Linked DNA regions of Homo sapiens: region 1 is linked to region 2. Evidence: chromatin loops called from intact Hi-C (ENCODE). Cell type or tissue: heart right ventricle. All regions are shown on one strand. Each heading gives the region's core, and the rest is flanking DNA. Links, peaks and the distances in the headings are about the cores only. Region 1 holds the start of LOC124904195 (a long non-coding RNA gene). Region 2 overlaps CACHD1 (cache domain containing 1).

Evidence for each region. Hi-C counts contacts between places; a loop is a spot of excess contacts. Peaks named below come from ENCODE experiments on the same cell type or tissue, not always from the same donor. Only the 100,000 strongest peaks of a DNase experiment are listed, where the experiment ranks them.
Region 1: it touches region 2 in a loop (2.3-fold over the local background); 7 of 110 quality-filtered maps call a loop at or near these places.

The regions. Positions count from the first base shown.
Region 1 is chr1:64,551,679-64,554,605 of GRCh38, reverse strand. All of the region lies in intron 2 of CACHD1 (cache domain containing 1), which reads right to left. LOC124904195 (a long non-coding RNA gene) reads right to left here and starts at 1,852. Exons shown (of 2, transcript XR_007066150.1): 1 at 1-1,852. In heart right ventricle, for the core only: a CTCF peak has its summit at 1,131; no DNase peak of the experiment used is centred there.
Region 2 is chr1:64,674,037-64,676,954 of GRCh38, reverse strand. CACHD1 (cache domain containing 1) reads right to left here. Exons shown (of 27, transcript NM_020925.4): 20 at 1,394-1,554; 21 at 972-1,058; 22 at 1-60. Among named protein-coding and RNA genes, the nearest start is that of RAVER2, 70 kb to the left of the region's middle. In heart right ventricle, for the core only: CTCF peaks have their summits at 799 and 1,006 (motif pointing right); no DNase peak of the experiment used is centred there.

The sequences.
Region 1 (2,927 bases), core at 177-2,676, 120 kb after region 2:
AGTAATCAGAGCGAGGCAAATGAAACTCGCCTGATACCATTTCAGACACCCCACATTTGGCAAAGGATTAAAAATCAGACAATATCAGATATTAAAGGAGATGCAGATAAGCAAGTGACCCATGACAGCCACTGTGGAAGCAGTCTGGCATTATTCAGTCATGTTGAACACTGACACCCAGCACTTCTACTCTAGAGAAGTGATTCTCCACCTGAGCTGAATAGTGTCACCTGCCCCACTATTTAGGGCAGTGGTGTGTGGAGACACACATACAACACACAGTTCTACCATCATTAAGTTGGCAGGAGGCCAAGGATAATAAAATTCCTGCAATTAAGGGAATTATTCCTTCTGTACTATGTACGGAGGTATGAACAAAAATCAAAACATTAGAATAAAATTTTAAAAATTAGCCAGATTTAGTGGTGTACATGTAGTCCCAACTACTCGGGAGGCTGAGGCAGGAGGATTGCTTGAGCTCAGGAGTTTGAGGCTGCAATGGGCAATGATCGTGCCACTGCACTCCAGCCTGGGCAACAGAGCGAGAACCTGTCTCTTAAAAAACAAAACAACAACAAAATTAGAAACAGCCCAAACAATGTCAGCTATAAAATGGATACATAAATTGCATATAATGGAATACCACAGAAATGGAAATAAATGACCCTTAATTACAGATGTCAACATGGGTGCTTCTAATGAATATGAAGCTGAGTGAAACTAGCAAGATATGTGAATATAAACATATGCTTAAAATTTATATAAAGAACAAAAATAGCCAAACACAAAATTAATTTGGGGATAAGTACATATAAAACAAATCAAAACAAAAAAATGCAAGGGAATTGCTAACAAAAAATTAGGATAAGGCTACCTCTGAGAGGGAGAGAGGAAGATATTCTCTTTGGAAGGTCATACAAGGGCCTTCTAAGTTTGGTAATGCTTCATTTCTTTAGCTGGGTAGTAAGTTAAGATGTTCATTTTAATATATTTATTTATATGTATGTTTTACACGTCTCCATATATTTGATAAATTTCACAACTGTTTTAAAAGCCAGCTTAATTACCTACTAGCTGGGATCCGTGGCCTTTCTGAACATTGCTAATAACAATACTGCCACCTACCTCATGGAGTTGTTCTGAAGTTCAAAGGACATAGAAGTGTGAGTGATTGTGATGGCGGATATTTTACAGAATAGGAAACATACGAGGTAAACATGTCCCTAAAGATTTCATTCTGGGTACTGTCCAGGACCACAGAGTCTAGAATGTCTAAGCAGTTATTTAAGTCAAGAAGGTACTGAAGTGTCTGTGTTCTCATTGTAGAATGAGAAATCCCGTGTTCAATTCAACCCATGGGAGAACCATCATAATGAAGTGATAGCAAATTTTTCAATAAATGCGTAAATATGAGCTTTTATTGTTATGTTGTTGTAATAATGACCACAGTACTGAAAGGATCTGGAAATCATGTCACAGAAGAAGAAATTATTTAAGACCTGTTTATACTAAAATTTAGGCTAAATGATAATAACAACGACACAACTGTCCTCATTTTTGGGATAAACAACAGACACAGATCTATTTGTTAAGTGTTCTTCCAGAGGATGGAGTGGAGAGACTGGAGGAATTTAAAAGTCAGTACCCTTCTGGTTCAAATAAAAAAGAACTTTTTGACAATCAGTAATAAGACACACAGAATAGATTGTACGATAATTCCCTTGCACTTGAATTATTCAGATAAAGACAGTTTAGCAGAGACTCCTGTATCTGATGAAAACATGTATTTTAAAAATAAACTATGTTAAATTAAAAATACAGATAATAGGCTGGGCACAGTGGCCCATGCCTGTAATCCCAGCACTTTGGAAGGCCATGGCAGGAGGATTGTTTGCGCTGAGGAGTTTGAGACCAGCCTGGGCAACATGGCAAGACCTCATCTTTACTAAAAACAACAACAAAAAATCAGCCGGGCATGTGGGCATGTGCCTGTAGTCCAAGTTACTTGAGAGGCTGAGATGGGAGGATCACTTGATCAAGCCTGGAAGATAAAGGATGCAGTGAGCTATGATCCCACCACTGCACTCCAGCATGGGCGACAGAGCAAGATCCTGTCTCAAAAAAAAAAAAAAAACAAAACAAAATAAAAGTACAAATAATAAAACTTTCTGTCATATTTATTTCAAAAGCTAGCTGTCCTGCTTGATATCCATCAACTACAAATAACTTATTTTACCTCTTGGAGCCCCAATTTCCTCATCTGTAATAAGATATCTTTCCTTCAAGGTTATTTGGTAAAAATCAATGTGATATACATGGAAGTTGCCTAGCCCTGATGTTCCATAAGTGCTCAGTCAGCAGGTATAATTTCTAAAATTATTGTTAAAGGCTTCTAAACTTGTTCCTAGCTAGATAAATAAAAAATGACATCAGTGCAAAGGGGGTGGGGGGAAAAAACTTTCACATTTGACAACAGCCTAAGTAAGAACTTGTATCTGTTACTTGAAGGAAAGTGGCAAAACTGATATCCCTGGATCAGTTTCTTTAAAATGTTATCAAATGGCCTCTGGTCTCCCAGAAAGTTTCCTTGAACATGCTTCGTTCAGAAATCTTCGCCCACAAAAAATCTCTTAAATTTCACGACCATAAAGAACTTTCTAGTTTGCTGAAATAAAAATAAGACAGGAATTATGAAGATAAGACTTAGCACAGCAAACTACATCCTATTTACTACAATAAATAAATACTCAGGCCATCAGCTTTTAAAAATATCTAAAGCTAAGAAAAAGAACATACATATACATGACTATTTATATCCTCTATATTTAACCTGCAGAAACTCAATCTTTAAAAACTCAATGTCTATAAACAGGAAATGCTGCACTTCAAGATTAAACCACGGTAATTTATTATAAGTAAATAAGTAT
Region 2 (2,918 bases), core at 1-2,500:
AGGCCAGGGTCAATAGCTGTGTATGTCACCGGCTCCTGGTGGACCTCGCAGCTGGGGTTTCTGTGCAGGAGGTAAGTCTGGAGGTTAAGACGACCACCGCCCACATTCCAAACTCATGCTCCTGGTCCTTAACAGCAGTCAGACAGATTTGGGTTTGAATCCTGGCTTTGCCACTTAGTGTGTAACCTTGTATCAATCACTTAACAACTCTGAGCTTCAATTTACTTATCTTTATATACAGTAGAAGTAATACAAATAACCTAGGCAACATGATGAAACCTCATCTCTACGAAAAGTACTACTACAGCAACAAAATTTAGACAGGCTTGGGAATCACATGCCTGCAGTCCCAGCTACGAGGGAGGTAGAAAGGTGGGAGGATTGCTTGAGCTTTGGAGGTAGAGGTTGCAGTGAGCCATGATCGCGCCACTGCACTCCATCCTGAGCAACAGAGTGAGACCATGTCTCAACAAACAATTATACACACACAATACAAACACACATGACACTCTTAATTTCTAGAGAAGGGGTTTATTACAATTTATTTTCCTGGTGTTAAAATCTGTCACTGATATAAATAATGCTGTAGAACACATCATACGTGTGTAAAAAACACTTGCATATTTATCACAGGGTTAATTAGAACACTAAGTGACTTAATGTGCATAACGTACTCAACACATGGTAGACACTTAGTAAATGCTTGAAACATTCTCACATTTTTTTGTATGTAGCACATACACTCTTAATACTTTTACAGCAGTTAAATTTAAACCTTGAAACAGGCATCATTTTATGGCACTACGGAGCTTGAATTCTGGCTCACTGAACAGTTAGTTCTATCATTAGAATGAATCATCTTTATACGCCCTAACTCAAAACAAATCTATAAGAGACTCACAGTATTACATATGTATTATTATTATTATTATTATTATTATTATTATTATTATTATTATTAATTATTTTACCGGTTCTCTGCATTGGTGAGGTTGCCAGTGCACTCATTGACCTCTAGAGGGCACTCACAAGGACATTCACATTCATTTTGTTCCATTCTGAAAAGCAAAAAGAAAGTTACTATGCAGAAGGTCAATGGCAAACTGTAAGTTGTACATGTGCTGGGGAAGCAAAATAATGAAGCTCTGAGCTAGTTTAAAAGAATAGTAAAAAAGAAGTTACAGCCAAAGGTTAAATACATAAATGGCCTTAATCCATTGTTCTTTGGACAAGGATGCTGCAAACGGCACAGCTCTAAGTGGCTTTGTAACTGTGACTTTTCTTCAGGACACACACCAGCACTTTCTGTTTATTTTGCACTTCAAAATGCCTGACATCAGTTGAAATATTAAACAGTGTGGTGAACACAGAATATGACCCATTGCATTTTTACCGGTGACAGTTGAGACAGAGTCGGTCCACCATGCTGCAGGCACAGAAGGCAAGAGAGTCGCAGGTTTCGTTGACAATGCCAACAAACGCGTTGGTTCCTGGGATCCTTGCTAATCTGTATTTGGAACAGTGGCTGCCATGCACAAGGTTCGTCAAATCCCCCTACAGAACAATCAAGGTATCAGAAATGACAGACAGCAATGCAAAGACTCAGCCCTACCTTGGTGAAAACAACTCTTCAACTACCTACGAAAAATAGCTTAAAATAAAATGTTTCTGATTACAAAAGTCACTGTTAAAAAATATATAGTCACTGTTAAAAATTTAGAAAATAAAAATTATTCATAATCAGAGATATCTCCCATTGAACAGCTGTGTATATATTATGAATTCTTTTATCTGTGCTTATACAAATGTAACTTTTATAACTGTTATTAAAATCTGTTTTTTCTTAACACATAACAATATACCAGGAAAATGAATACTTCAAGAAGCAATAAAAGACAATTTTCAGGGAAGGAATAGTTTAAAATTTATTCACATGCAAACCTAGTTAACCACAAATTGTGCATTCCCCTTTCTTTGGGTGATGAACCTTTTTCCTTTTATAATAATAAAATTATTTAAAAATCAAACCTAACAGGCAAATTTCTGCTTCTAGAATATTTAAATAATCCAACTAAAACAAGTATCCCTTTTCTTCATTCCATAACAAGAAAATGTGATAGCAAGTTTCTTGAATTGCCAATTTTGTTTATCATATTAGAAAATCAAAGATTCCAAAGTGGTATTGTAGAGTTGCATGTAATCATTTTTCTGCATGTGTGTCAGATACACTAGGCAAATTATTTCACCTCAAGCTTGTTTCATGCCATTCACCCTGTATATATGCTTGGTGAGGATTAGCTTAGTTCTGAGAATCATAGCACTCAATGGGTTTTTAGAGGTCTACATGAATTTCTAACTGTCTGGAAGACACCCACCTCTAGAACATAAGCAGTAACATAGGCTTGGAGTCCTGACAGCCCCAATACCCAGGAATGCTCTAATTCCATTTGGGGATAACTTGGGCCAATAAATTATTCGAATTTGCCTTTTGAGAAGTATCTACCTGAGTATCCTGGCATTGTGTGCTGAAGACTCCAGAAATCATTGCATAAATAATAGAAGATACACAGAATAAGTCAGACTTTCCTATGACAACCTTACTTGGCAGTCTCATTTGTCAATGTCTCCTTTAAAAACAGTGCTTCTCAAAATGGTATGGGGTCTGAACAGGGTAATAATGACTTCCCTTGCTTTGAACACACCATTCTATTAACATATTCATGTTTTAAACTACTCTTTTCCACCAGATAATTGCTTTCTGCAATAGAGTTTTTGAGACTCAGTTTAGGATTTTTAATTTAACCCAGTACATTTTAAAAATTAATTACATACTTAATGACTGACATAAATGCCTATTCTAAATAAAAAACCTACTTCCTGTAAATAGCTTTTTGAATGTTCTTTCATTCCCCATTTTA